Linked DNA regions of Homo sapiens: region 2 is linked to region 1. Evidence: chromatin contacts called from ENCODE Hi-C or POLR2A ChIA-PET data. All regions are on one chromosome and are shown on one strand. The core of a region is the stretch at or near the end of the contact, and the rest is flanking DNA. Distances in the headings are between cores, read along the strand shown. Region 1 overlaps LARGE1 (LARGE xylosyl- and glucuronyltransferase 1). Region 2 holds the start of LARGE1-AS1 (LARGE1 antisense RNA 1).

Evidence for each region. A loop is a pair of places that touch in the nucleus more often than their neighbours do. ChIA-PET counts read pairs that join two places held with the same protein, here RNA polymerase II (POLR2A). Pooled maps may share reads with other maps.
Region 2: a loop to region 1 is called in a map of heart right ventricle, with 2.7 times the contacts of the local background. The contact joins the promoter of LARGE1-AS1 here to the enhancer-like site in region 1. A Hi-C loop is called at or near these places in 17 of 168 maps with a recorded cell type or tissue (GM13976, IMR-90, MCF 10A and 8 more), 10 of 37 single-sample maps with no recorded cell type and 15 of 50 pooled maps. POLR2A ChIA-PET finds 5 or more read pairs at or near these places in 3 of 52 experiments (AG04450, HEK293T and WTC11).

What each region holds. Positions count from the first base shown.
Region 1 is chr22:33,778,083-33,782,235 of GRCh38, forward strand. The region is part of intron 1 of LARGE1 (LARGE xylosyl- and glucuronyltransferase 1); the gene reads right to left. Among named protein-coding and RNA genes, the nearest start is that of LARGE-AS1, 55 kb to the left of the region's middle. RefSeq lists an enhancer at 1,696-2,197. Within about 2 kb of position 2,894, at least 3 of the 41 ENCODE cell types and tissues checked have a DNase peak (open chromatin) inside an H3K27ac peak, as active enhancers do; they include heart right ventricle, where a contact is called at or near this core.
Region 2 is chr22:33,918,290-33,922,556 of GRCh38, forward strand. It overlaps LARGE1-AS1 (LARGE1 antisense RNA 1), which reads left to right and starts at 2,936. Exons shown (of 2, transcript XR_001755630.2): 1 at 2,936-3,234; 2 at 4,118-4,267. It overlaps LARGE1 (LARGE xylosyl- and glucuronyltransferase 1), which reads right to left and starts at 2,187. Exons shown (of 15, transcript NM_133642.5): 1 at 1,706-2,187. RefSeq lists silencers at 1,715-1,814, 2,085-2,234, 2,555-3,054.

The sequences.
Region 1 (4,153 bases), core at 1,644-4,143:
CCAAAGCCACCACAGGAGGAAAAGAGTCAGGAAAGAAATTCTTTTAGACAGATGGAAACATGAGTTTCCTCAGGTCACAGAAAAAGTCTCTATAAGGATAAAGCACAGGGACTCTTGATTCCAAGAACCTTGAACTGTACCCCGTGTGATGGTTTCCAACAGCAATGCCCTTTAACCCTTGTTTCAAGATACCCCCTGATTTGAGCCACATAAATATCCTTGTAGTGAGACGGGCTTTTTCTTTTTATTGCAGCAAAATACACATAACATAACATTAACCACTTTAACAAGTACAATTCATGGCATTTAGTACATTCACGATGTTGAGCAACCACTCCTTTATCTAATTCTAAAACATTTCCATCAATCTGAAAGAAAACCAGTCACCTCCCATTTTCCCTTACTCCTCGTCCCTGGCAACCAACATCTGCTTTCTGCCTCTACAGAGTTAGCAGCTCTGTATATTCCATGTATGTGGGATCATTCAACACATGGCCTTTTGGGTCTGGTTCCTCTCACTCAGCACCATGTACCCAAGGTTTATCCATGTTGCAGCACATGTCAGCGCAGTATCCTTTTTTTTTTGGAGAAAGAGTCTCGCTCTGTCGCCCAGACTGGAGTGCAGTGGCGCAATCTCGGCTCACTGCACCCTCCGCCTCCTGAGTTCAAGCAATTCTCCTGCCTCAGCCTCCCCAGTAGCTGGGATTACAGGCGCCTGCCACCATACCCAGCTGATTTTTGTATTTTTAGTAGAGATAGGGTTTCCCCATGTTGGCCAGGCTGGTCTCGAACTCTCGACCTCAGGTGATCCACCCGCCTTGGCCTCCCAAAGTGCTGGGATTACCAGCGTGAGCCACCGCACCCAGCCTAGCATCCTGTTTTACAGCTGATTAATAGTCCATTGCACGGAGAGGCCACATTTTGTTTATCCATTCATCAGGTGATGTTATATTTGGCATGCTTTTACTTTGGGCCACCGTGAATAGTTTTGCTACAAACATTTGCGCGTAAGTACTTGTTTGAGATGAATGCCTTTTCTTAAGTTTACCTAAATCTCTTCGCTCTGCATACATGGGATTTATCTTTGTTATTATTAATGATCCTAAATTTCTAGAATTTAGCACATAAGGTTCTAGAACCACACAAGGAACGGTGGTTATTTCATTATATATGTCTGGCTCTATGGTGGGTGCTTAATCCACCCCAAACTCCTAATATTTGTCTATCATTATTCCACCCATTATTGTACACATCAGACAACCACAGCTCAGGGTAGGTTAAATAATATGCCATACATTACACACAATAGTACAGAGTGGAACCAGGAAGTACCTAGCTTGTAATCTGGCACCCAGCAGCTCTACAGTGAGAAGTAATCAAGTTCCTAGCGACAGTTTGATCATTTTAAAACAAAAGGCCAGGCGTGGTAGCTCATGCCTGTAATCTCAGGACACTGGGAGGCGGAGGTGGGTGGATCACCAGAGGTCAAGAGTTGGAGACCAGCCTGTCCAACATAGTGAAACCCCATCTCTACTCAAAATACAAAAATTGCCAGATGTGGAGGTGTGGTGGCGTGTGCTGTAATCCCAGTTACTTGGGAGGCTGAGGCAGCAGAATCACTTGAACCCGGGAGGCGGAGGTTGCAGTGAGCCAAGATCGCGCAACTGCAGTCTGGCCTGGGCAACAAGAGCAAAACTCTTGTTTCAAAAAAATTAAAAAAAAATTAAAAAAAGAAGAACTAGGGGGTGGTAAGAGGGTACAGTCTACTGTATCTTCCTCTCCTAATTCTACTTTCATGGTATAGAATGCTCACTGGGCTATTGTGTCAGTTTGCCAGGGCTGCTATAACAACAGTGCTACAAATTGGGTGGCTTAAACAGCAGAAACTTGTCTCACAGTTCTGTGGGCTAGAAGTTCAAGATCATGGTGTGAACAGGGCACGCTCACTCTCAAGGCGCTGGGGAAAGATCTGTTCCTGGCCTCTCTCCTAGCTCCTGGTAGGACCTTAGCTTGTGGCAACACAACTCCAACCTTCACGCGACATTGTGCCTGTGTGCACGTCTGTGTCCAAACTTCCCGTTACAAGGACGCTGGTTGTAATGGATTAAGGACCCAAGTGGCTTCAGGATGACCTCAACTAATTGCATCTGCAACAACCCCATTTCCAAATAAGGTCACATTCTGAGGCACTGAGGCTTGGAACTTCAACATATGAATTCTGGAGACAGAATTCAACCCATAACAGTTACCTGCACCATCGAGTAAAAGACACAAGTAAACCACTGTGAGACAGAGTCAAAAAGAGGCATTTCAGTTCCACGGGGTCAGTGATACCCAGTCCCCAGCAGCCCCTGTCGAAGAGCAGTGGGGCTCACTCCAGGCAGCTGGAGGATGGACAGCACGGTCTTGACAGCTGCCACAGGCCTCAACAGTCTGAATGGTGTGAAAGAAGGAGCATGAAGCCAAGCTTTAGGAAATCTCAGTCAGCAACTGACTATGACCCTGATGAACACAGCCTCTCTGAATTTCAGCATCCAAATTAAAATAACTGTGGGTTCAATAACTGATCTCTAACATCTAACACACAACATCTGCTTATCCATTCCAAAACCCATCAGGAGACATAAATCCCTCCTCTGCAGCAGTGCAAAACTATTTAGGGCTTAGAACAATTTCTTGCTTTCCTTGCTGCAGCTAAGAACTTTTAGCTAATGTTCTTGCAGCCTTCAAAGTTACAGAGTAAGTCTCAGGCACCCCGGCCTCAATACAAAATCAAATTGTTCAGATATATCTCACTCACACAACACATTAGACAGATGTAGCACATAGAGTAAACACTCTGGTTAATAAGTGCTAGGTCATTAGTTGTGGGGCTGTCAGTAGAACCCAATAACTGCGATAGCGCACAAAGCTGCCCCGCCTTAGAAGTCAAGCTAAATGCTTTCCATTTTTATCACCCAATTCATAACCTTGTTGTCTGGCTTTAAGAATCAATAGCCTGGTGGTTTTGGTATCCAATAAATTTGTCTTAGTTTGGACGTTTTTCATTTCCCACGTCACTTGAAGAGAGCAGGGTACGGTAAATTGCTCTTCTCACAGGATTTGTTTTTCCAAATCTATAATTTCACACTGACGGCCAGGTGCTGTGGCTCACACCTGTAATCCCAGCACTTTGGGAGGCCAAGATGGGTAGATCACCTGAGGTCAGGAGTTCAAGACCAGCCTGGCCAACATGAGGTGAAACCCCATCTCTACTAAAAATACAAAAATTAGCCAGGCATGGTGGTGGGTGCCTGTAATCCCAGCTACTCGGGAGGCTGAGGCAGGAGAATCACCTGAACCTGGGAGGTGGAGGTTGCAGTGAGCCAAGATTGCACCACTGCATTCCAGCCTGGGCAACAGAACGAGACTCTGCCTTAAAAAAAAATTCACACTGACGTGTTCCAGAAACTAGTGAAAGCAAAGAGGAAAGAATGCAGACAGCAGAAGCCCCATCCAAAGACCAAGGCAGCTTCCAGCTGTGATCACTTAGGACAATTCACTGAACAAGTTCCATATGAGCAAATGTCAACTGGTCTACCCCAGGGTGACCCATCACTCACCTAGCAAATAATACTTATCTAGCACTTAGTATGTGCCAAACCCCGTGCTAAGTAATTTACGTAAGTGACCGCATTAGTCCATAAATTCCACTGCTTTATGCACACACACAAATAGATATACATAAGATATTTATTTCTATATTTAAATAGTACACTGATAAAAATAGAAAGCAATGCCAGCTCCGTGGATAACAGAAAGCAGCAAGAGACTGAAAGAACCAGCACATGGTAAAAGAAAATCAATGTGTGTGTGTGTATATACATATATATATATACACACACACAGACTCAAGATCACTGAATTTAAGCCTGAAAGAGAGCTTGGGGAGGAGGTAGTTCTCTAATACAATGTAAATTATCTGCATGGGGAAAATGAGGCTCAGACAAAGAATTGGCATATCCAAAGTTAGCCAGAGGGCAAAGGATAGAATTAAGTCTGGAGTCCGAGTTCTTCTTTTTGGGTTCTGCTGTTTGTTTTATCCTCCTCCTCCTCAAATCAACTATTTTTAAAAATGTTTAAAGCACTAAAATATGGCAAGGTTCATGACTGA
Region 2 (4,267 bases), core at 1,686-4,185, 140 kb after region 1:
GCAGCTACTGCTCACTCCAGAGCAATCCGATCTTCCCGTTAAAAACCTCTCTCTCCTGCCAGGGGGATTTGATTCCTTTCCTCGCCACTCTTGAAAACCCACTAACCTCTAAATCTTGGTGATTTTTGCCTCTCTGTTCGAGTGAGTTTTCTTCCTGGTATGGAATTAACAGGGACAGGCTCGATAAATGTGTTCTCCACAAGCAATTTTCACTAAAGTACTCTTGAACAATAAAGGTACACTAAGAGATGTGTGAAATCTTAAAGCTGGCGTTTTTATTTCTTTTATTTTTACCCCTAGGGAGGACCAAGCGTGCCAGTGAGTAATTCATTCATGTCACCCATTTGTGAGGGATGGGAGAAGAAACAACCACCACTTGTTCCCTTCTTAATTTAGAAGCTTTCCTTATCTTAAGTCTATCAAAGCTGACTCCTGAGGTGGGAAGACAGGAGAAGTGAGAAGAAAAATTAACCCGAGGTGACTGCCTCCACGGAATGATAAGCACTTCAGGTCTCCACACCTGTGTCAGAGAAGAAAGGCATCTGCATGTCAGGGAGGCGGACGCCCCCACCTGCCACCCCCTCCGTTTCTCCCCTTGAAGGAAGCAGGAGCCTGATCTCCCCCCACTCCCTCCTCTCTCTCTCTCTCTGGGCACTTACATAAGACCCTGTAAAACTTCCAGTGACATTCACGAAAAATGTAAGCTGCTATTTTGCTCCCTCAGGAGATCATTTTAATGGACTGAGTGACAAAATTCACGGATTCTGAATTCAGCAGAAACCTGCTCAACCGAGGCACATCAGCACAGAGACGAAAAAAAAAAAAAAAAAGAGTCCAACCCCATTAAACAGGGTCACCCAAGGGATGGATTCAGTGTGCAAGAGACAATCTGTTCCCTCCGAAGTGACCCATTTAAAATCAGATTGTTCTGGGGGAAGCTCACAGGTTTAATAAATTTCAAACAGGCAAGGACAGGCTTGTACAACTGAGGTTCCTTAAGAGGAACATTTAAAAGAGGATAAGGCAATGAACAAAATAACTTGAGGATACACAAACTTTGGAGTCCTCACTCCAAAACTTCAAAAGCAGTGACATTTACAAGAATGTCTGGATAGCTATACACTGATCACTCCTCACAAGCAGCTTTGACTAACAGGAAGGACATGCTGGCTGGGCTTCCCCCCTACAGATAGCAATGCCAACCAACCACTCTGTCCTAAAGAGGGACTCGCAAGCTGTGGCTGCTCGCCCCCAAATTGCGCAGGACTGTCTGCAAGAAGGAACAAGAAAAGTTATTCACAGCATCACACCACGAAAGGTAGTTGCGTACCGCCCAACAGGGCCCTCTCCAAACACGGCAGGCTCCGCGAACCACAGGTGCTCACCGCTAACAAGAGGGCCGGGGGTGCGGGTATCGGTCACATGCCCTCGTGGTGTTAACCAGAAACTCCTCCTGGCTCGCTCCCTGCCAGCAGCCTGTGTGCCCAGAAGCCGAGCAGGCCCTGAGGGGGTCCTGGGGACTTCGGAGACTGGGGGCTTCCACCTCCAGCCTCTCCAGGGCTCCCGGCCGGGGCAGCAGAGGGTGTGCCCGGCCTCCCCGCCGGCATCCCGAGTACAGGGGGTACCAGCCACAGGTTCGGAGAACTTGTCCGGCGCTACACACCACGGCGCCCCCGCGGCGACTCTCGCGCTCCGGGGCTCTTACCTTGGCCGTGACTGCCGCCAGGCAGAGGGAGACACGGAAGAACAGGGTGGCGCGGCGGCGCCGCCGCCTACGAGGCGCAGGGGGTCCGGGTCAGGGTCCCGGCAGGCGCTGCCCTACTCGGAGCGGCGGTGCCAAGCACAGAGTTCGGGACTGCCCCCGGCTCCAAATGCCGCGGCGAGGGTCCGGGTCCCCCAAGCTGAGCACTGTCCCTTCTTCCTCTTCCTCCGGGGCCGCTGCCTGGAGCTGCTCCCGGCCCGGGGGACTCTTCCGAGCCAGGGGCGCCCCGCATGGGCAGGGGCCTGGGTCAGCCTCGGGTTGGGTCCAGGGAGCGACCGCCGGGGCCGACTCCACCTCCCGCGCTCCAAGCCGATTCGTCCCTTCAGGGCAGGGCCTGCCCGCGAACAGCCCGGCGAGACGAGCGCGGCCGCGCCCCCAGCTTCGGGCGCCCGGGCTCCGGCGCGGCGGCGGGGCAGGAGCAGACTGGCCGGGCCGGGCGCCGAACGCGGCGGCGCGGGGGGGGCTGCAACCGGCCGCGGCGCGCTCTCCCCCAGGGCCTGCGCCGCCCGCCCGCGGCTCCGCGGGAAAGAAGCGCCGGAAAAGGCCTCGCCCCGGCCTGGGGCGCGGGGCCGGGGGCGCGGGGCTAGGGGAGGCGCCCCGGGAAGGTCACGGGAGCGGAGGCGCGGCGAGTGGATCGCGGCGCGGTGGGTGCGGGGAGCCGAGGCGGGCGGCCCCCGCCGCCGGGAGCGCTCGCCGGCCTTGGCCGCCGCCGCCGCCTCCGAGATGCGCCGGCTTCCCGGAGCGCCCGGCGCTCGGAGCTGGGCGGCCGCTGCAGCCGCCGCGGGCAGCCGGGCGCCGCTGGCCGGAGCCGGCGCGCGATCCCCGCCTCCCGCGCCCGGCCAGGAGTGGGCCGCCGCGCGGGAACCGGCAGGGGCGGGCGCTGGGGTCCGGGCTCCGGGCTGGCCCCGCCGCCTCCGCGTGCCCAGAGCGCCGGACTCGCTCAGCAGCTGCAGTGACTGTGTGTCTGTGTCATGTCTGTGCAGCCGGGGGGGACCGCGAGCCGGGGCTGGGTTCCGAGCGGGGGCGGGGCCGGCGCCCGCGTCGGCGCCCGCCCCCGACCCCGTGACCGAGCGGCCGGCCAATGGCAAGCGCCGCAGCCGCGCGGACCGAGAGTTCGCCCCCGCACAGGCTCCGCCCCCCGGCGAGACTCCGCCCCGGTGCTTCTTCAGCTCGCTGGCTGGCAGGCAGGCGGAAGCAACACCCGGAGCCGGGATCCCGGGCCGGGTCGGGATGAAAGGGTGCAAGCTGGGAGCTCCCCGCCCTTCTTCCCCCAACCCCGGCGGCTCCCGGCCGCCTCGGGCTTGGCGTGCCTCGCGGAAAAAGGGGGAAGGGAAGCGGGACGGGCCCGCAGCTGCCGTGGTAGAGAGGCTCGCAGGCTTGCAGGACCATGCAGCCTGCTCCCCAAATTGCACAAAACAGCCGTCGTGAGAAGTAGGAAGTTTCCCCGCCTCGGGTCGCAGCTTCTCTCGGAGGTGGGCATGCTGTGGGGCAGCCGGAGTCTGTGAGGAGCCCCGCCGAAGGGCTCTGACGGCATCTTTCTGGGATCGGTATCCAAGAATCCTGTCCAAGGCTTCCTCTTCCTCTGAGGAAACTACATTTCTTTTTCCTCCACCCCAAACACACACCCCATGCACGCACAACACGCCCCTCCCCTGCTGATTTTATTCTCGCTCTTTCCCTCTTGGCATAAGAACCCGGCGCGCAACATCCCTTGAATGGACTTCCAGCCTCCCAGTTCTAGGGACCAGGGTGGGGGTACGGAGAGTCCTCCCGAGCCACAGGAGAAGTGGGTGAAATGGGTCGGGGCACAGGAGCGGGGGTGTGAGAATGGATGGAAGGAGGATGCCCTCGAGAGAAGACCCAGAGGAGGCGAAAGCAGAGAGGCAGGGAGAGAAAGAGGACGCCGAGAGCTGCACAACTCGGACTCGGAGACCGGAGCTCCGGGCGCGCGATCCAGCTCCCGGGTTTTTCCGCAGCTCGGTCCCAGGGCTTCTGGGGTCCCCTTCCCCCCGGGTCTCCACCTCTCCCCAGCCGGGCGGGCCGCCGGGTCTTTGCCTTCCCTCTGCGCGCCTCTCCGCTCTCCAGGACTCGAGCGAGGCAGCGGGAAGCCCACCCTAGTTCTTGGAAGGGGCAGGGGAAGGATGGGCTGGGGAGGGGGCGCGCGGGAAAGGGCCGCCGAGCTTGGGTTGCCCAGCTGACCCCACTCCTCGAGGTCGGGCTGGGGGGGTGGGGCGGCAAGGGCTTCGGAGGCTTGGCCCCTGCTTGGCTCCGGACCTGGCTCCCGCCTCGGTAACCACACTCTCGGCCTTTGGCTTTACCGAGCTGGGACCCTTCTCCCATCCCCCTTCCCTCCAGCCTCGTGAAACAACGACCCCCACCAGCAGCAGCAGCGCCCGCTTTGCCCCGGCTCCGGAGCGCTGTTTACCTAATCTCAGCGGCTGACCGAGCCCAGCAGAATGCGAAAGGGAGGCAGCGGTGGTACAGCAGCGTCCCCGGCGAAGAAGT